Linked DNA regions of Homo sapiens: region 2 is linked to region 1. A link is a loop called in an ENCODE intact Hi-C map of the cell type or tissue named here. Cell type or tissue: PC-3. All regions are shown on one strand. Each heading gives the region's core, and the rest is flanking DNA. Links, peaks and the distances in the headings are about the cores only.

Region 1 (11,405 bases), core at 1,838-9,837:
TTTTTGGAAAGAGTCATAAATTATTTGCCAAAACCTATGTCAAAAAGGGTATTCCTGGGTTTTCTTCTAGGATTTTTATAGTTTTGGGTTTTACATTTAAATCTTTAATACATCTTGAGTAATTTTTGTATATGGGGAGAGGTAGCAGTCCAGTTTCATTCTTCTGCATATGGCTAGCCTGTTATTCCAACACCATTTATTGAACAGGGGGTCCTTTCCTTATTGGTTACTTTTGTTGATTTTGTCAAAGATCAGATGGTTGTAGGTGTGCAGGTTTATTTGTGGGTTCTCTATTCTGTTCCACTGGTCTACATGTCTTTTTTTTTTTTCTAGTACCATAGTGTTTTGATTACTGTGGCCTTGTAGTATAGTTTGAAGTCAGGCAATGTGATGCCTCAGACTTTGTTCTTTTTGCTTAGAATTGCTTTGGCTCTGTTTTCATTCCCAACTAATTTTAGAATAGGTTTTTCTAATTTGTGAAAAATGATATTGGTATTTTTATAGGGATAGTGTTGAATCTGAAAATTGCACTGGGCAATATGGCCATTTTAATTTTATTAATTCTTCCAGTCCATGAGCATGGAATATTTTTCCATTTTATTTGTGTCATCTCTGATTTCTTTCAGTAGTGTTTTGTAGTTCTCATTGTAGAGATCTTTCACCCCTTTGTTAGAGAAATTCTTAGATATTTAATTTTCCTTTTTTCTTCTCTTGTTGCTTAGGCTGGAGTGCAATGGCACGATCTTGGCTCACTGCAACTTCACTGGCTATAGACAGGCAAAACTCAATAGCTTTGTTGACTATGCTAACAGTAATGATCTAAGTTTTTACCCTAGATGCAACTAAAAGCCACTAAAAGGATATAAGGTAGGGGATAGGAAAATAAAATAACAGTTACACTTTTTTTTTTTCTTGAGATGAAGTCTTGCTCTGTCACCCAGGCTGGAATGCAGTGGTGTGATCTTGGCTCACTGCAACATCTGCCTCCCGGGTTCAAGCGATTCTCCTGCCTCGGCTCCCCGAGTAGCTAGGATTACAGGCACCCACCATCACGCCCGGCTAATTTTTGTATTTTTAGTAGAGATGGGGTTTCACCATGTTGGTCAGGCTGGTCTCGAACTCCTGACCTCAGGAGATCCACCCGTCTCAGCCTCCCAAAGTGCTGGGATTACATGCGTGAGCCACCGCGACCAGCCAGTATTTATTTTTTGTGGCTGTTGAAAATGCGATTGTGTTCTTGATTTGGTTCTCAGCTAGAACACTATTGATGTATAAAAATATTACTGATTTTTGTACATTTATTTTGTATCCTGAAACTTTGTGTCATTTATCAGTTCCAGAAGCCTTTTGGCAGTGTCTTTAGGGTTTTCTATGTATTGAGTCATAACATTGGCAAAAAGAGACAGTTTGACTTCTTTTCCAATTTTGCTCTGGCTAGGACTTCCTTTTTTTTTTTTTTTTTTTTTTGTTTTTGAGATGGAGTCTTACTCTGTCACCTAGGTTGGAGTGCAGTGGCACAATCTTGGCTCACTGCAACCTCCACCTCCCGGGTTCAAGCAATTCTCCTGCCTCAGCCTCCGGAGTAGCTGGGATTCGAGCATGAGCCACCATGCCCAGCTAATTTTTGTGTTTTTAGTACAGATGGGATTCTGCCATGTTGGCCAGATTGGTATCAAACTCCTGACCTCAGGTGATCTGCATGCCTCTGCCTCCCAAAGTACTGGGATTACAGGCATAAGCCACCACACCTGGCCATGGCTAGGACTTCTATTACATTGTTGAATAGAAGTGGTGAGAGTGGACATCTTTGTCTTGTTCCAGTTCTCAAGGGGAGGATTCCAGCTTTTGCTCATTCAGCATGATGTTGGCTGTGGGTTTGCCATAGATGGCTCTTAATATTTTGAGGTATGTTCCTTTGATGCTAGTCTGTTGAGGGTTTTTTGTCATGAGGGATATTGGATTTTATTGAAGGCTTTTTCTGCACCTACTCTAATGATTGTATGGTTTTTGGTTTTAATTCTTTCATGTGGTAAATCACATTTATTGATTTGCATATGTTGAACCGATCTTGCATCCCAGAAATAAAGCCTTCTTCATTAAGATGAATTAACTTTTTGACGTGCTGCTGAATTTTGTTTGCTAGTATTTTGTTAAGGATGTTTATGTCCATGTTCATCAAGGATATTGGCCTGAAGTTTTCTTGGTTCATTGTGTCTCTTCCAGATTTTGATATCAGGCTGATGCTGGCTTCAAAGAATGAGTTAGGGACAAGCCCCTCCTCGATTTTTCAGTAGGATTGGTATCATTTGCTATTTCTATGTGTGGTAGAATTTGGCTGTGAATCCATCTGGTTCAGGGCTCTTTTTGGTTGATAGGTTTCTTATTACTGATTCCATTTTTACACTTATTATTTGTCTCTTTCCACTTTCCTCCTGATTCAATCTTGGGAGTTTGTGTATTTCCAGAAATTTATGAATTCCTCTAGATTTTCTAATTTGTGTGCATAGAGATGTTTATAATAGTCTCTGAGGATCTTTTATATTTCTGTGGGATCAGTTGTAATATCATCTTTTTCATTTCTGATTGTGCTTATTTGGATCGTCTCTGTTAATCAAGCTAATGATCTATCAATTTTGCTTATTTTTTCAAAGAACGAACTCCTGATTTTATTGATCTTTTTAATGGACTTTTGGGTCTCAATTTCATTTAGTTCTTTTCTGATTTTAGTTATTTCCTTTCTTCTACTAGCTTTGCAGCTGGATTTGAAGTAGGTAGAAATTGTCTAAAACAACTCCTGCCTCTTTTTTCTTAATTTTTTTTTTCTTATTTGGAGCCCACCTCTCCCCCTTATATGTGCACACCTGGCCCCACAGATGTTCCCCATTCTTTGGCCACTTAATGACTGCGTTTGATGTTTTCCGATGCTATTTCACTCTCTGCTGCTGCTACCTAGAGTATCTTGCCAGAAATCAATGTCCTACACATTTTCTCACTTTCTCCCTTTTCTTCATATCTCAGCTACTCTTTCCTTCCCATTGTTCTCAGTTGATGACCTTTTTGTTATTCAGTTTGTCTTCAAATGTTCGTGGGAAATGCATATTACAAAAAAACTATGCATGGATTTCAAAATTTTGTACCAAAATAAACTTGTACTAACTTATTGTAACATGACTGAATGGAATCTAGTTGAAGACACTAACAAGGATAAGAAATCAATTTAAAAAGAGCTCCTGTCAGTGTAACACGAATCCTGCTAAAATTGAAGTCAGAACAACAAATTTATGGTGAAGCTTGCATAAAAGAATGATGAAATTATTGATGCTTTATGAAAAGTTTATGGGGGAAAACCCCCAAAGAAATCAGCAGTTTAAAAATGGATATCTCATTTTGAGAAAGGATGAGACAATGTTGGAGATGAAGCCCACGGTGGCAAACCAACCCCATCAATTTGTGAGGAAAAAAATTAATCTCATTTGCACAAATTGAAGAGGATTGATGATTAACAGCAGAAACAATTTTCAACACCATAGCCATCTCAGCTGGCCCAGCTTACACAATTCTGATGGAAAAATTAAAGTTGAGTAAACTTTGTACTCAACTAGGGTCAAAATCATTACACCCAGATCAGCTGCAGATAAGAGCGAAGCTTTTGATGGAAATTTTAAAGCAGTGAGATTAAGATCCTGAAGAAGTTCTCTGAAGTATTGTTAACAGGAGGTTGAAAGTGGCTTCACTAATATGATCCTGAATACAAAGTACAATCAAAGCAATGGCTACTAAGCAGTGGAATTGGTCCAGTCAAAGCAAAAATGGACCAGTCAAGAACCAAGTTCATGGAATCAGTTTTTTGGGGATGCTTAAGATATTTTGCTTGTTGACTTTCTGGAATGCCAAAGAATGATAACATTATTAAAGTGTTTTGAGAATGTTAGTCAAAGCTTTGCAGAAAAATGCCTCGGAAAGCTTCACCAGAGAGTCCTTCTCCTCCATGAAAGTGCTCCTGCTCATTCCTCTCATCAAAGAACAATTTTGGGATTTAAATGGGGCACAATTAACATCCTAATTTGCCTCTTCTAACTTCTTTTTGTTTCCCAATCTTAAAAAATCTGTAAAAGGTGCCCATTTTCTTTTCAGTGAATACTGTAAAAAAGTCTCCAGTGACATGGTTAAATTCCCAAGACCCTCAGTTCTTTAGCGATAGACCATGGCTGATTTCATTGGTTACAAAAGCATCTTGAACTTGATGGGGCTTATGGTAAGAAATACTTCATAGTTTTTATCTTTCAATTCCATGTCCATGGGCTTTTTGAAGTTCCCTATCACTGGAGAAAAAGAAGCAAGTAGAAAAGGACTTTCTTTTCTACCACTAAATAATATCTGTACCAGTATATTGTACCTTTAGTCCCTTTCAGATATACTGTGTCTACTCTTTTCTACTGTTAAGTCCTCCACTTGTGCACTGGATCTTGTTTTCTGTTGTCTAACCTAGATTTTTCTCTTGCCCATTTCTTTCCAACATGAATTCCTTCAGTTCTACTGGATCTTCCTATCAGCATGTAAACATGCTGTAATGTCTTGCACTTAAAAAAAAAAAAAGCCCATAAAACCCTCCTTTGATCTCCTTGTTATTTTCCAGCTGTTTCTCCATTTCTTTACTCCCTTTATATGAGGCAAAATTTCTGCAAAGATTGCCTGTTATTGTCTCCCTTTTTTTTTCTTTCATTTCCTCTTGAACTCACTCAGTGAGGTTTGTCCTCATCATGCCATGAAAACTGAATACCAGTGCTCTAGGTGTTCCCAAATTCTGTGGTCAATTCTCAGTCTTTATCTTGACCTTTTGGGAGCAACTAAAAGTGTTTATCACTCCTTTTTAAAATGCACTTTCACACTTGGCTTCTAGCACACCACAATTTTTGGTGTTTCTTTTTTTCAGGCTTCTTCATCTGTATTATTTTGTGTTAATCAAAAATCCTTTGTTGGTCCTTTCATTACTGACCTGTAAATGTTGGAATGACAAGAGTTTCTTGGACTTTATCAATTTCCCATCACACTTATTCTTTGGGTCATCTTATTATGTTCAATGATTTTAAACACTATCCACTTATGTCTCCAATCTTAATCTCTCCTCTGAGCTCCAGACATCTTAATTCAACTTCTTACTCAATATTTTCATTTTAAAGACAAGTATATAGCTCAAATGTAACATGATCAGAATTCTTAATTTCTCCCACTGACCTGAGAAGTCAATGCTATTCACCTGGTGGGCTTAGACTATAAACCTAGGAGTCAATCTTAAGTTCTTTCTTACAAAATATTCACATTTAATCTTGAAACTGTTCTTGTCACTTCTACTTTCAAAACATACTTCCACCCAAAAATTTCTTATTGTTTTTACTGCTATTATCCTCGTCCAAGCCACTATCAACTTTCTCCTTAGCTCCATCTCTCAGGTGTCCATTTGTTCAGCAAAGACTTAGAAGGTGCTTGTAATGTATCAGGCACTATTCTTGGTGCTAATTTTGCAACAATGAGTAAGTCAAATAAAAGCCCCTTCTCTCAAGAACTTAACTTCTGCTTTAGGGAGATGCTTCCTCATTGGCCTCTTGGATCTCCTCTTATTCTTTCCCCCATTCTTCACATAACAGCCAGAATAATCTTATAAAAAGCTGAATAAGGTCATTGTTTCCCTGCTGAAAGCCCTCTAGTGGCCTCTCTGCCCTCCTCTTCACTCCTCCTCACCTTCATTTATTCCATGACAGCCATACAAAAACACGCTAAGCTCATTCCAGCTTCCTGGACTTTGCACATATTGTTCTCTCAGTGAGACAGTTCTTCCCACATTGCTTGTGTGGCTTGCACCCTTACTTCATTCAGAGTCTGCTTAAATATCACTTGGAGACAGTTCCTTTGATTAACCCTCACCTCTCTCTCTTTTTTTAGACACAAGATCTTGTTCTATCACCCAGGCTGGAGTACACTGGAGCTATCATAGCTCATTGCAGCCTCAAATTCCCAATTTGAGTGATGCTCTCAGCTCAGCTTCCTGAGTAGCTGGCATTACAGGTTCCTGCCACTCCACCTGCCTAATTTTTTATTTATAGAGATGGGATCTTGCTATGTTGCTCAGGCAGGTCTCAAACTTCTGACCTCAAGCAATTCTCCCACTTCAGTCTCCCAAAGTGCTGGGATTACAGACATGAGCCACCATGCCCAGGCTGATTAATCTCTTTTGTATAGCATCCCCTCATCATTCTCTATCCTTTGACCTTCATTTATTCTCCTTGCAGCATTTACCCACCTGACATGATACTATCTATTTGTTGATCTAAATTTTGTTCATCTCTTCCACAAGAATGTAAACTAATTGAGGTAGAACTTTTATCTGTCTTGTTGCTTGTTCTTTGTCCAGAACTCAGAATATAGCTTGCCATATGGTGGACAATGAATTGATGAATGAAAAAAAAATCAATGTCATAATGGGGAAAAAGCTTACTAAACTTGGAATCAAGAGGGATCAAGACAACTGGGTTCTAATCCTGGTTCCCTCATTGACTAATTATGAATCATTTGACTTTCTTGGATCTCAGTTTCTGTACAATGAGAAGTTTGGATTGTGAACTTTTAAGACCCCAATTCCACCATTCTCAAATTCTGTGTGTGTGATGTTTTCACTTAGAGACCATCTCTATGTCTCAACCCTAGGCCCAAACAGGATTTATGGCATTTTTTTTTCTAGAGCTCTTGGGAAATAAGCACAGGACTTTTCTTCCCTCTATATCCTGTCAAGGTTGAAATCCCCTCCAGGAGGGAAGTCACAATATTTGCACCTGCACAAACATTTCAGTGGAGAATCTCCCCAAGTTGCCTACTGAAAGGAAGAAGCCAGAGTTGTGAATTCCACATGGAAAGAGATTCAATTGTGCTTTGATCAGAAAGTTCATTACATTTGCTTCAGATTGCAATGCATATTCACTCAGGCCTGCAATCACTTACTCTGTGTTAGGCAGAAATCTTAGTGGAAAAAAAATAGCATGTGTGTACAACTCCATCTGTGTGAGTGCCTGCCAGAAACATTTATGAATCACTTGTCTCCTGATAGACAACTTGCCTTCTTAGTTTGCAACCATATTTCCCACAGATGTTGCCTTTGAATTAGCCATTGTCTCATTTAGTTTTGAATGTTTTCTCTGATTTCAGACTGTAATATGGGCAAATCCCACCTACCATAAAAGCTGGCAATACTTGCCTAATATTGAAGGAAGGAGACATTTAGAGCAAGCCAGGAAGCTGGAACACCGGATCAGGAACAGACACTTCTCCGCAAGTTTAGAGTTTGGTATTTCTCAAGTCCTGGCCTGAGGGATGTTTACTCTCAGGTTATACAAAGTCCCAGCTTGGGTTCTGGAAAAATTGAACTGACAACTTTGCCTGAAAGAAGTTTCTTGCTAACTCCTAGGTACATCTTGATTTTATTAGACCATGGCTATTATTGTGAGGTTTATTCAGAGCAATGAAGATGTCACTCACCGTGTCAAATTCATAGGTATGGTGGCCTTTATTACCTGGCAACATGCATTTTGTTATACATCAAATCCATGTAGGGCCATATTATCTGGATCTCAGATGTTACTGAGAAATGTTGTAAGGTAAATAGATTTTTTGGGGAATATCTTGGACTTAGCACACTTTACTTAATAGAAATATATTTATTGTCTTCACTTTTAAGTTACTCTGCCACTTTGCCATTCAACCTCTATTGGCTCTTTATTAACTTCAATTAGATTTTTCCTTCTCTTTTCCTTTAGAGATAAAATTAAATAAAAATAAAAACTTCTAAAGCAAACTCTATTCCTTTATAAATACTGTCTAAACGTGCCAGTGGTGTGTCCAATTTTAGACACAAGAGCTTAAAGTTGAATGCAAATTTTGATTTTCTTTATAAATGAGATGATGAAAATCTATTGTGAAAAGGTTATGAGAAAAAAGCTTATCTTGTAATTGCAGCCAAGATCCAAGCCATTATTTAAGACGTGAAGCATTTGGCAACAAAGAGATTGTTGTCATTAAAAAGGAAGCCCAACGCATTATTCTTGGGCTGAGAAAAAATAATTTAGCTGTCATTGTTATTTAAGGAGTAACACCGGAAGATGGGAGACATTAAAATAAGCAGCTTTACCTCAAGAAGTGTAATATCTTCTTTTCCCTCTAAGATGCAGAGGTAGTTAATAAACATTTGATGATTGATTTAAACATATTAGAGAGAGATTCACTTGTTAGTATTTATCATCTAGCTAAATTGTATTTTTTTAATGTATACAACTGAGATGAAGCCAATAGAACTTTACCACAGTGGTTGTAAAGAGATAAGAAATTATTATTTCTCATTATACCATCAGCAGACTGAGGTCTGTAACTTGATACTTATGCAAAAGATTACTAAATTGGTAGCTATTCTTATAAAATATTCACTTTAGGAAAGAAGGTGAGAATGAGGCCACTGACGTCATCTTGGCTTGGTTTACTTAAGCCTGGGCAAAGAGGGAAAAGGGCACTGGAGATTTGCATAGGTAAGTATTTAGAAGGCACTATTGTTTTTAAAGGCTACAGAAATGTTCAATGTGCTTATCTTCAACTCCTCCCAAATAGTTCCTCCAAATGCCCCATCCCTCAGGGGTTATTGTGAATCACAGTCCAAAATAGTTTGGCTGTCTCTTTTTTCATTTGCTTCTAATGTGGTGTTCTCTCTCTTCTTGGTATGAGAGGAAAACAATGGACATCTCTCAAAGATGTTTTCAAATGGGTTTCTTAATCTAACATACTATCTCATAAATATACCTTTTCTTTGTCTATCATCATTGCCTTAACCTTGCATTGCACTTCTTTTTCCATTTTTGGGGGTGAGGAAAGAGATGGCACATTAAGCTTAGGCCATTAAGGAGAGATTAATGCAGGACTATTTTTGAGGGTGTGAGCAGCCTTAGTGGAAACCACCCAGGGAAGGTAGAGTACATTAATCTCATAGGTCTCTCATTCTCTTATCTCCTACTGGTGCTTCCCATTGACCACACCCAATTGAAAGCTCAAGGGGCTCCTTGATGCAGGTCAACCTTTGGAGCACAGAGCAGGGTGGAAAAGATTGATGTGTGTATAGAGGTGGACAAATAGAGGTTATTCAGTGCATGGATTACTTCTGGAAAGCTATCAGTTTCTTCCTTTCCTAGCACTCAATGGGCAGCTTTCTTATTCTGTCAGTTGGTGTCTTCAGCAATCCAAAACAAAAGCATAATTTTTAAAGTGAATTGGGAATTCACATTCAAAGGGAAGGGAAAATAATCCAGGATTCTACTGTATTTTTGCTTCCCATACATAGTCTTAACCAACTTAAGCAAAACATAGGAAAGTGAATCTGCTCAAATATGTAATCTTCCCTTGTAGTCCCAAGTGCAGTATAAATGAATATGGAATGATATGTTGTAAATTATTCCAGCCACGTGCAAGTAATTGAGAGCTCATCATAGTAAAATTTTTAGTTTTTCTTACTATAATTCTATTTAATTTAGAGTATTCCTCCCTTTTCTCTATTTTTATTCCTTCTCCAATCAGTTTTTTCAATCTGTACTTTCTTGTCTTATGCGCTTTTAAATACATACCCTACTTTTTTTCCCTGATGCTGATGAAACCATTATTGCAATTAGCTAAGATACCATCAGTAGTGTGTTGCTTTCACCCTCCTTCCAGAATAGGCAGTTATAAACTAGGTTCTTCAGAGTGAGAATTCTTGACCAAGGAAAATGTTTTAAAGATTGACTTTTTATATATTAACCTCTTCTCTTTCAAAACCTCTACCTTGTAGTAGGTTATGGAAAACTCCTTCATCTCATGGGGGATGTAAATTTTGCTTAAGTTTGTGAATGTCTCCTAGTCCTCATGCCATTTCTCCATCAGACTAATGGCATTCCTTCAGGTATCATCTAAATGCCATTTTTTTTTTCAGGGAAGGTGCCTGTAAGTCCCAAGACAAGGATAAATCTTCTGTTGTGAAACTACACTATAATTCATCTCTTATATCTGTCTTGGTCTGATTGTAAGCTTCAGAAGAGCAGAAACAACCAGTGTTCTGTCTACTTCCACATCTCCTGACACCAATCATGTAGTAGACACTGATTAAAGACTTACTGAGTGGAAATTGAATCTGACCTAGTTAAAGACCAACCAAGCTGCAACCAGGCTGGTTTGGAAGCTCAAGAGCTTTATCAGTCATGGTAGGCTACACCACACTGTCAGGCTTTTTAACAGAGACATTTTTTTTTGTTTTTTTTAACAAAAAGACATGGTTTGGTCAGTAGCAGGATTAAATGTAGAATTTTGCATTTAGCTGCAAATACAGTGGAATTGCAAGTTTATTGCAATTTACAAAATTCCAAAAGATATGGCAAATATTTTTGCCTATTGCATTTTTGTAAGTATTTATTTTGGGAAGAGGCTGAAAATTTAACCTTCTTTTCATGGTCTCTTTCTTGTCTTATTTATGTCTAAAAGAAACTGATATGAAATGAACTGGAAACTTTAGGATTCTCTTTGTTCTTTTTAAACTCTTATTAAAACAATATGGAGAGAACACTGAAATTGGTCTCATAAGCTCCAGATTCCAGTTCCCAATCAACCATGTTTTCTCTTCTATAAAACACAGACAATAATAATGCCAATTGCATAGAATTGTTGTGAAGATTAACTGAGATGATTCATATAAGACATTGAGTGCAGGGCCTAGCAAATAGTAAGTGCTCATTAAATGATGATGATGGTGATGATAATGGTGATGGATGCTAAATTACTTAATATATCTGAATACTTCCTGTTTAATCTACATCACAGTATTGGGAAGTCATGTAAAAATGAGAAAAAAATATATGAAAGCACTCTGGAAACTACTTAATTCTAATGTACAACATTAATAATAGTAACAATGGGAGTGGTAAGTAATGGTAAGCATAAATGTTTCACGTGGATCTAACTCCTAAGTCATGCAAGGAGCACTCAGTTCTGTTCAGAACATACTGTGTTCTCTTTCTCTTTCTGTTTCCTTGCTTGGGAAATCAAGAGTTATGACTGGGAATGTAGTTTAAATGAGCCAGCAAAACACTCATCAAACGGTTTATTTTCCTAATCTTGGTGTATCAATTTCAAAACCTGAAAAGTTCATTTCATATTTCACAGGCTCTTTTATATATAGTGTCATAAATGCCAAGAAAGTTGTTGACTTAACTTTACATTTGTGAAAAGTAACCCTTAGTTGGCAAACAAATACTCCTGAACTGAAGGAGATAAGCTTCCTGTATACTTGCAAGTCGCTGCTTTTTGTTTTGTTTCATTTTCAAAAAACAAAAGACTTTTGGTTGCTTAAA
Region 2 (11,405 bases), core at 1,577-9,576, 75 kb before region 1:
TTTCTGCTCGGAGTTATCATATCTTATACAGCCTGAGATTTTTCATGATATGAAAACTCTGATTTGAAAGGCAAAAATGAAAGTCTGAGATGAGAGATCTAACAGGTGTGCTGGCCTGGGACTGGCATGTCCTATTCCCAGATCACTTCCCATGTTGCCTCCAGAGTCATCACCGTAAACCTGGCAAAAATTATGTGATACCCTTGTTCAAACCCTGTTGATGGCATCACACCATTCACAAAAAACCCTAAATTTGTGTTTGGCATTCAAAGCCCCTTTCCAAGGTTCAGGCCCAGTCTTTATGTCCGGTCTGATTTACATAATTTATGCTTCAGTCAGGGGAAACAATCTGCTTTTCAAAATGTTATTAACTTCTCAGCTCCTGCATGGTCGCTAATGGAGCTCCTGCTGCTGGGTCCACCTACAGACACATGCTCAAATCCTTTATTACTTCCATGCCACCTTCAGGAAATGCTTCCTGGTTAGTTTTCTGAACTGCCCAGGAAAATTGGTACTTCTCTTATGCAATTTTTTATAGTCTACCTTGTCTTATACATATGCTAACCTCTTTTCTTTGCAATTTTACTGCTCTTTCCTTGAGAGCCTAACCCTTTTTCCTGACACTAAGCCTAGCATAGAGTAAGGTGGTCAATATGAATCTGTGGATTGCAGAGATTAAAAAATAATTAAATACTCTCTTATCTTTCCCCATTCCCAGCCCCCTTTACCCCATTTGGCTCAAAACAAAACAAAACAAAAACAAACATTTAGAGTTTCCTGGTACATTTCTTGCAGGGTCATAGAAATGAGTTCTGAAGATCAATATGACTGGCTTCCCATTTTTGAGGATTTTAAACAGTCTGGTAGGGGAGAGAGGAAGAGAAATAGATAATTTCCCTTCACTGAGGTAGATTCTATGGGCAAGATAAGTATGGGGCTGTATAGGAGATCTAATGGAGTCTACTCATTGGAGGGAGCTTTGAGGTGGTTACTGAGAATGCCAGGTGTAAGACAGAGAATATCTTTAAGTAACACACAGAAAAGAAAAGCTTGGTTCATCTCTGTGCTTTTTGGGGATGAAAAGACAATGATATGCTTTATATATTTTGGTTGAATATCGGGAGGGTCTGGCTGCCTGTTGGCCAGGAAACTAACTCTTCTTGCCAGGTGAGTCAGTCAAGGTGGGAGGGTTATTTGAACAGATGTGTTTCAACATTGCTTTGAAATATAAAGGGTCAGAATATACTCTTTTGTAAATACCACTGCACACTAAGAGTTTTGCCTGACTGACTGAGCAAAAGTTGCACCTAATGCTGAATGCACTTGAGAACTGGAGCACTTATTTTTGGACCCTCTATGATGGCTTGACACCCTCATGGTGACTAGTTCCCATTTATTTCCCTTAAAGACAAATAATCTTCTAAGATATCCTTAGCGAGTCTCTGTGACATTGAGGGGGAAAATTTAGAGCCCCATATACCTTGGCTTCTATATTATTTATGAATTTATTCCCTAAGTGTGGACATATAATGGTTGGCCCTTGTCATTTCGGCTTAGAACCACCATATGGTTTTGTGAGCACATTGAGCGTGCCAATACCAGATCTCTTCATTTCTGGCAGCTGGTTTGTTTTCCTAGAAGGAAAGTCAAACTCCTGGAGTTTCATTTTATGTATAAGGAAATAGGTAAGTCTCTTTGCCAGAACATCACAGCTATTGCACATGACTAAATGAATTTTAGATCACTAGGTAAGGGAGTGGGAAGAGAAATGACCTGTTAAGAAATGAGACTTAAATTCTTGTGCAAAAAAAGTTGTCAGATCCCATGAAGCTCTGTAAGTTGTAGCTCATAGTTTTGGCCTTCTTGGATTTTACAGAAGGAATTTGTGTCATTCTGTCTTGGTTTCATTTTATTTTTCTTAGTCTCATTTCTTCTGTTTTCTAATTTCCTTATTCTCTTACATTTTCAATTGATCCTTTCTGCATGTTGCATTCTTTCTGGAACACTTCATTTATATGTCTTTATTAGACTTTCTGTGCTGTATTTATTATCATAGGGTATAGAGTTTTTTTTGTTTTGTTTTGTTTTGTTTTTTAGACAGGTTCTCCCGGTGTCACCCAGGCTATAGTGCAGTGGTGAAATCTCATCTCACTGTGACCTCCACCTCCTAGGCTCAGGCAATCCTCACATCTCAGCCTCCCAAGTTGCTGGGACCACAGGCACGTGCCACCACTCCCAGCTATTTTTTTTTTTTGTATTTTTAGTAGAGATGGGGTTTCACTATGTTGCCCAGGCTGATCTCGAACTCTTGGGATCAAGCAATCCTCCCAACTCGGCCTCCCAAAGTGTTGGGATTGCAGACATGTGCCACCAAGCCTGACTTATCACAGAGTTTTAGGAGGGTATTGGGATCTCATCTGGCCACATGGCAAAGGAAGGACACTGTTCAGGATCAGATGGGCATCTTCATTCCCCACTCTCTCTGTAGCTGGGCCAGGAGGGTTTCTCACAGCTGGTGACATTTATCAACATAACTTATGTTTATATCTGAACAAATGCCTATTAACTATTATTTTAATTTTTGTTATCTTGTGCTTCCTTCTACCTTCTAGAACATATATTTCTCAAATAGAGGGGTCCAAAAGACTGCGGGCTCCTTGAAAGCAGGAAATGCTGTGTTATGCAAAGCCCTAGTATAGGGCTAACCTGTTCATAAACATGTATTGATTTATTTTCATTTTGAGACGAGGGCTATATACGTCTTTAAAATCCATGAATATATTTTCCTTTGATTTTTTCTCTTTGTGACAAAAATACTACAGGCACATGTAAATGATAGGCATTTGGGATATTGTTTTTAGGTCCCAAACTTGGATTTTAATTTTTGAAGAGGATGCCAGTATCAGTGGTTTTCTCATAAATTAAGAATCCCACCTTGCATGCTGCTAGTATAGGCAAGAATTTGGGGTTTCATGAAGGGAAGGAGTTGGCCTATTATGATAAGCATTTGATTCAGTTGAACATTTCATTCTATGTTCCTTCTAAATAATAATGATTCTCTGTGGAACTCTAATGCCTTGGAATATTAACAGATGTTATGTAGCAAAAAATATTTCTAATCCATTTATGTCTTAGAAATTCTGCATTATTAAAATTAAACATAGTTCTTTATTGTAAGGCTATTCTAATCCTTGAATGGCTAATGTCCTTTTCAAATTTCAAAAGTTAAATGTCATATATAGGGTTTTCTGAGGTTATTTGACTGCAAAACCAACCCCACACTCTGCCTGCCATCCGAGGGGCTTCTCACGGAACTAATGCTCTGTGGGCCTTAAATGAGGGAGACTGTAAAAAAAATGGCTACAATGGGAGGCCAAGGACGGTGGATCACGAGGTCAGAAGATCGAGACCATCCTGGCTAACATGGTGAAACCCTGTCTACTAAAAATACAAAAAATTAGCTGGGAGTGGTGGTGGGCGCCTGTAGTCCCAGCTACTCAGGAGGCTGAGGCAGGAGAATCACTTGAACCTGGGAGGCAGGGGTTGCAGTGAGCCGAGATCATGCCATTGCACTCCAGCCTGGTGACAAAGCGAGACTCTGTCTCAAAAAAAAAAAAAAAAAAAAGAAAAAAAAAAGGCTACACTTCCACCACTGGTGCTACCACCAATACCAACATCACCACTCTCTCTTAAATACAGAAAGGCCTTGAGGCTTTTCAAAGAAATTCCATATGTATCATCTCATTCCATTTTCATTGGCTATGATTAGTATAGGGCAAGTAGTATTTTAAAACTTGGTAGATGAGAAATGAGACACATTATATCAATAGTCGTGACTTAGTATGTCAAAAAATTTAATGAGTTTCAGTGATCTGTGTAAAGAGAACACAGATCCATGACCGAGTAATTCTTATATAGAGTTTTTCTGTTTTTTATTTTGTAAACATTTTTCTCCATTTCAGCACTCTGTCCAGAGGAAGTGTTTTTAATGTGTGTAGTGATTTCTGCATGATTTCAGATACTGTCCCATATGGACAGAAATATGCTTCAGACTCAGCATTAACATGCCAAATGCATTTATTTGCCTGTGTAAAACAGATTAATTCAATGTTAGATCATAATGGAATTAGGAGAAAAAGAGTCCTTATTGAAAACCAGCCAAAACATCTCATTTATAGCAGAGAATTTGGTACAGATTTATTAGAAATTCTGCATATAGGCAACTCATTTTGAATGGTTTGAAAACTTTCCTCCGCCCCCACTTTTTATATGGGAAAGGAGTGAGTGGTACCAAACAGATTCATTTCCTGATGTCCTTGAATGACACAGATTTATATAAAGTTGTTAGGTGCAGAAATAAAAATAACCAAAGTAAAAAAAAAATAAATAAGATATATAGAAATCTTCAACTGTAAACACTGACCTTTAAGCAATTGCAGGCTGAGAGGCTTCAAGGGTGTTGTAGCATCTGCCCTGACACCAGGAAGAGACAGGACAGTGTGGTGGGATGCTGAAGTGCCGCTCTAAGACAGAGGCTCTGACATTGTACAGATATCCTCTTTCCCCCTGCTGGAGGATCAGTGTCAATTTGGCTGAAATGTTTACCTAATGATTAATGCCAGCTAGCGGGCCAAGGGGTCATCTTGGAGCACTGAACTATTCAAGACTCAGGAGACATAGCTGGAGAAACAAGACTGAGACTTGATCTGTTAGGAAGAGCTGAGAGTCAAATATCAGTGTCTTCTCCATTACATCTTCAGTGCCTACCATGGTGCTTGGAACACAAAATAGTGTTCAATAAATATGTGTGGAAAATATGAGTGATGGACACAATGACAGTGGTACTAAGTCTGATGGGGACAGGCAGGATGGAAATTGGGGTGTAGTGTTGAGTCAGCGAGAGCATCAAGGGTGAAGAGATAAAACCTCATGGTGCCAGGTTCTGGATTAAAAATGACATAGTGGTTGGAAACAGGAAAAGGAGAAAACCAAGAATGTGTAGAGTATATGACTCAAGCTGTCCTTATTAAAGGAGAAGCAGATTGGTAGTAAATTTCACATATACACCCTCATGGTTGTATGTCATACGTATTGTATACTGGCAAATTCTTGTTAACCTTTTAATAGTATAGAATCAGTTCTTCTTGACTAGTCTTTATAAAAATCTGAATTATGCAAAACTTTTAAGGAGTTGGCAAAGAAGTAGGAAGACCCAATGGGGATTTCAAATCTGGTTTCATCTCCTATCTGGAGAAACTAGGTAAGCCCCACACTCATACACAAATACACAGTAAACAGGATGTATTGGGTAGCAAAGAGGGTCAGCACATGTTGTAAGTTTAACTAGAGACAATCTACATTATCAGGATAATCAACGTGGAGATGTGGAATAACCCATATTTCAAGTGACAGTCTGAATGGATTTTTTCTGGTCCTTGTTTATCATTGTTTGTCAAATCCCTAGAGTAAGCTTCAACAAGCAAGAGGTTTAAGACTTGTGTCGTTCTTATTAACTTTCACATTGCATTAGCAGTGGTTAAAGCTCTGGTTTCTATTTATGCCATGGTTCTGTTTTTAGCAAATTTGACTTGTGGCAGTTTGCCCATTATTGACATGTTGGTTTAAAGCAAATTGGCAATAGAGAATGAGTGGCTTGATTTTCAAGAGATGAGAATGTAAATGTAAATGTCTGAGTTATCATGGGACTGATCATGCACACACTTCACTTGTCACCATCTCATTAAGTCAATTTCAAAAAAAAAAAAAAAAAAAGAATTGCCAGACTTCTTAGCGTGCATATCTATTGTCCATATATGGGAATCATTAGACTATGTAAATGTTGCCTTTTTGTACTCATCTGTTCTTCATGTTCACTGGGTGGAGTTATTCAGTAATATAAATATAAGTCACAGACAAAAGTCCTAGACAAAGAGTTCTTTGGGCTGGGGAATAACATATGATTTAAAAAAATGTGTTTGTTGCTTCCATATGAGTTTTTGTTTATGTTCTGGATTATAGCCATTGCCACCATTGTGCAAAAGCCAGAATGAAATTTAATCGGGTGTTGCTCATAGGAGTTGAGATTTATTATAGTTTTCAGTTTTCACTACATCTTACTGAGTCAATGAATCCAAAGGCAGCATACCTCCACTGCAGAGGTCTAAGGCAGGCACTTTCAAAACGATTGTTTCATAATTCTTTAAAATTATTTCAGTCTCTTTGTTAAGTTTGTCTGACAGAATTCCGAATTCCTTCTCTGTGTTATCTTGAATTTCTTTGAGTTTCCTCAAAACAGCTATTTTGAATTCTCTGTTTGAAAGGTCACATTATCTCTGTTTCTCCAGGAGTGATCCCTGGTGCCTTACTTAGTTCATTTGATGAAGTCATGTTTCCCTGGATGGCCCTGATACTTGTAGATGGTTCATCTGTGTCTGGGCATTGAAGACTTGGGTGTTTATTGTAGTCTTGTCAGTCTGGATTTGTTTGTACCTGTCCTTCTTGGGAAGGCTTTCCAGATATTCAAAGGAACTTGGATGTTGTGATCTAAGCTGTATCTGCTTTAGTGGCCACCCCATGTTCAGTGACACTGGTTCTTTCAGACTCATAAACGTACTTACCCTGATGGTATTGGGCATGATCCGGGAGGATTCTCTTAATCACCAGGAAGAATCTTTTGCTCTCTTCTCCTACTTTCTCCCAAACAAACAGAGTCTGTCTGTTCTGAGCCACCTAGTGCTGGGGGGTGGAGTGACACAAGTATCCCTGTGGCCACCACCACTGTGACTGCCCTGGGTCAAACCATAAACCAGCACAGTGCTGGGCTTGCCTAAGGCCTGCTGTAACCACTTCCTAGCTACTGCCTATGTTTTCTCAAGGCTCTGGGGCTCTACAATCAGCAAGTGGCAAAGCCAGCCATGCCTTTGTCCTTCACTTCAGGGTGGTGAGGTCCTCCAGGCCCCAGGTAAGTCCAGAGGTGCTGTCTGGGAGCCAGGGACTCCCAGAAGTCTACCTAGTGTTCTATTGTACTGCAGTTGAGTTGACATCGAACCACAAAATACAGTCCTTCCCACTCTTCCCTCCCCTTTCTAAAGGCAGAGGAGCCTCACCCTGTGGCCACTGCCACCACAGGCCCACAGGGAGTACCGCCAGACTACTGCTGATGTTTCCTTGAGGCCCAAGGACTCTTCAGTCAGCTTGTGGTGAATGCTGCTTGCCCTGGGACTCACCCTTCAGGGCAGTGGGCTCCTCTCTGGCCCAGAGAAGGTCCAGAAATACTGTCCAAAAGCCAAGTCCTGGAATCAGGGACCCCAAGAAACTTCTTGACACCTTACCCCACTGTGGCTGAGCTGGTACCTAAGATGCAAGACAAAGTCCCCTTTACTTTTCCCTCTGCTTTTCTTAAGTGGAAGGAGCCTCACCCTACAGCCACCATAGCTGACAATGTGCTGAGTCTTACCTGAAACTAGCAAGTCTCAGAGTCTTACCTGAAACTAGCAAGTCTCAGAGTCTTACCCAAAGTCCTGACATAGTACCTGAGTTTCACTGCTGATTATTCAGGGCCAAAGGGCACTTCAGTTGGCAGGTGATGAATCCTGCCAGGATTGGGTCCTTCCCTTCAAGGCAGCAGGTTCCCTTCTGGCCTGGGATGTGTCTAGAAATGTTGTCTGGAGCTAGGGCCTCATGAATCTGATTGGTGCCCTATCCTGCTGTGGCTGAGCTAGTAACCAAGAGGCAAGACAAAGTCCTCCCCACTCTTCCCTCTCCTTTCCTCAAGAGGAAGGAAGGGGCCTTTTTTGGAGTCTTGAGCTGTACAGCCTGGGGTTGGGGAGGGATGATGCCAGCACTTCCTTAGCCAGCCTGGCTGGTGTCGCAGTGGGTCATGTCCTCCCTGGCCCCCCTACAACCCACCAGCCAGGTCCACTGACTCTGGGCCCAGTTCAGCACTAGGTTTTGCCTAGGACTTGCAGTCCTTGTGGCCTAGACTGCCTTTCAAGTTTAGGACTCCAGGGCACTGTAGCCCATGGTGGCAAAGCTTGCAGGAACTCAAGTTCCAACCACTGGGATCTGGATTCCTTTCTAGCTAGGGCTGGTTTAAATGCTCCTCCTGTGGGCAGTTGCCGGCTGAATTTGGTCTGGTTTTGTGTTCTGCTATAATAAGGTGGCACTGAGTTCAATGCCTCACAGTTGCTGTGATCTCCCTCTCTGTGCCAAACCACCACTGCCAGGTGCGGGAACAGAGGGGTGGGTGTCAGCAATTTAAGACTGATTTTCCTACCTCTTCAGCGCCTTTTACAGCAATATGAAGTTAAAACCAGGCACCGCGAGTGCTCACCCTATCTTTGGTTCTTATGAAGGTGCTTTTTTTTTTTTTTTTTTTTTTTTTTTTTGGTGTAGATAGTTGTTAAATTGGTGTCCTGGGTGGGGATGGGAGCAATTTGTAGTGCCTTCTATTCCACTGTCTTGCTCCATCCCAAGTCTCCTGTTTCATAATTAAAACATGGTCTTATCCATTCAGATTTATTCACAGATAAAAATGCATTTAAAAATGATCTTACTCTCCTAATTAAAAGTTCCCTCAATCCTTTTTTATGTCTAGTTTCCCTATGTCTAGTTTTTGGTTTCCTGCAAAACATCTGGCCGATGATCCTTTTCTAAGTGTATAATTCATACAATTATTTTACATTTCTCTAGCTTATATCTATTTGACAGTGTATTCCCTTCATCTATGTAAAATAAATTAAATTCTGAAAGAAGTGCCACTTTCAGAACTCAGTTAAGAAATTCCATCCTTCGCTCTTCCATGTTTTTTTTAGTATCTAGCCTTGTACCTCTCCTAGCTGCTTCATTGACTGTTAAAGTTTCTAAAAATCCTTTCCCCTTTTCTGCCTTCTGTATCCAGACTGTTGTTCAGTCCTGTTTATTTGATTGACATCTCACTCATCAATTCATTCATTCAGCTTGCACTTATTGAGGCAAAGGAATAGTCAGTCTCAGGGCACCATGGGCACTGCTGTCTATAATATTCCATTCCCCATTACTGGCAGAGTTCAGGCCAGTGAATCACTTCTCATTTAGACCACTGAACTTGCCCTTTACGGGCCTTAAGACAAGAGCCATTGTACACAGGTCTGACCCACAGTAGTTCAGAATACATTAGAACTGAGCATTCCCCTGTCCAGTACCATACTTTTGTTTCTTGATATTTTGAGTGTGTTCCTCATTCCTAATGCTTGGCTATGATGGCAGGCAGAATAATGGCCTCCTAAGGGTGGCCACATCCTAACCCTTAGATCCCTTGATACATATGTTACCTTTGCAGATGAGATTGAGTTATAAGTCTTAAAGTGGGAGTTTATCTGGGATTCTCCAGATGGACACAATCTCATCACCATTATCCCTTCAAAATATTTCCACTCCACCCCATTCTTAGCTGTAGTCAAAGAAGTTGTCAAAAATGAAGACGGTCAGAGAGATTCCGCCTTGCTGACTTTAAAGATGGAGAAAAGGTTCCATGAGCCAAGTAATGCAGGTGGCCTTAAGAAACTAGAAGAGGCAAGGAAATGGATTACTCCCTAGAGTCTTGAGAAATACAGCTTTGTTGATGCCTTCATTTTAGCCAGTGAGATGCATGTCAGACTGCTAATTTACAGCCCTGTAAGATAATGTTTATGTTGTTTTAAGCCACCAAGCTTGTAATAATTTGATATAGCAGCAAGAGAAAACTAATACAACTTTCCTCCTAGCCATGGGCTTTAAGCAGCTTCCTGATTGGTTATGGCATTTCCTGCCTAGTGGCCTCTCTGTTTTGACCTCATTATCTACTTTCAACCCTGTCGCTTGGATCTCAAAATGAAGACATCATCCATGCCTCAATATCTGATATTAACTGAGAATTTTTTTGTTTTTTGTTTCTTTCCTGACACATTTCTTTGGGCTTACCAACCTAATTGTTTTTTTCCATCTGTAGTACCTTCCTCCTGCAATATATCTTCTAGACTAGTCTGGATTTCAAGGGTTTGTATTATCTGACCTCCAGTTCTCTTTCTGATTTTATCTCCTCTAGCTCCTCATGGCCTAGCATGTTCTAGTTAAATTGTACTGCTCACCATTTTCACATACAACTTGTCCTTTGGAGATTTGGATGTCAGGGAAGGCTAGGTTTTGCTGTAGAAACAGAAACAACAATATATCCATGTGGGTCAACTGAGGACTCATGTACCTGACGAAGCAGCTACCATCTCAGCAGTTGCTGGTCACTGTGCAGTGGAAAAGAGAGAAGTGCATGAAGTCAGCAATTATACTTGGCCTGGAAGAAACATCTGTCCCTTTGGTTCTCAACCCACTATTCAAAGCAAGTCATATGGCCCCACCCAAGAGGACTATGGAGTATAAGTGTATCATTATGTGGAAGATAGCACTGCCATCAGTCTATAACCTGCTGTAAGAAGCATTGGGGAATAGCTTCACATCTACCAAGTCTGTCCACAGGTTTACTCTCCTGTAAAGAGGCTTCCTGGGGTATACCTGGTTTTGAAATGGTTAATATTACTGTGTCTTCATCTTACGTGTCCTATGTATAATGAGCATTTTAAGGGAGATAACATGTTTGTTCATTCAATCACCACAATCACGCATTGAAGTCCTACTGAATGCAAAGTAGCTTTGAGTGCTTTGGAGACTGTAATGATGAACCTGAATGCTGCAGGGTTACAGTGTCCACTAGGTGTAGGCAAGGGCTTTGGGAAAATGCTCTCCTCAACTTTGGTGGTCATGAAGGAGGTGGTCAGGAAGGCAGGTGGGATGAATACAAAAGCATGTTGGGCTTATCAGTTTTGTCAAGCACTTGCATAGGCATTTGAAGATGTTTGTCTAGTTTACTTCACAACTTCTGAAGGAACTTGCAATGAACCAAGTTTCATGGAATTTCCTTCTAAGGATTATTGTTATTGCAATAAAATAAACACGGTTTATTGGTTATTGCAATAAACCAAGTTTTATGGAAAAATCTCTAAGGAAGTATTGTGCAAGAGTGGAAAGAACACATGCTTTGGAATTAGGCATCTGAACTAGATTCCCAGATCTGTCTTAGATTACTGTGCGATTTGGGAAAATTACTTAACCTTTCTGACATTTGGTCTCCTTATCTGTAAAATGAGTAATAGATTCCTCAAAAGATTAATGAGAAGATACAGAAAATGCATTTATTCAGAGTGTAGACTAGGCTCTAAATAAACATTGGTTTCCTTCAATCTTCCTCATGGGACATATTAGGTACTAATATTTCATTTCACTTCATACCAGGTTCTACATAGCACTGTTTAAAACTTGTTCTTTAAAGACATTTGTTTTGTATAAGTTTGACTGTTTTATGTAGATTTCTTTCCTTTATGGTACTTTTTATTGAG

Evidence for each region. Peaks named below come from ENCODE experiments on the same cell type or tissue, not always from the same donor. Only the 100,000 strongest peaks of a DNase experiment are listed, where the experiment ranks them.
Region 2: it touches region 1 in a loop (5-fold over the local background); 11 of 110 quality-filtered maps call a loop at or near these places.

What each region holds. Positions count from the first base shown.
Region 1 is chr3:99,546,053-99,557,457 of GRCh38, reverse strand. The region is part of intron 1 of LOC105374007 (a long non-coding RNA gene); the gene reads left to right. LOC105374005 (a long non-coding RNA gene) reads left to right here and starts at 9,491. Exons shown (of 5, transcript XR_007095985.1): 1 at 9,491-11,405. In PC-3, for the core only: a CTCF peak has its summit at 5,719 (motif pointing left); no DNase peak of the experiment used is centred there.
Region 2 is chr3:99,620,803-99,632,207 of GRCh38, reverse strand. No RefSeq gene overlaps it. Among named protein-coding and RNA genes, the nearest start is that of COL8A1, 12 kb to the left of the region's middle. In PC-3, for the core only: a CTCF peak has its summit at 4,578 (motif pointing left); a DNase peak (open chromatin) is centred at 4,617; H3K27ac peaks cover 671 bases.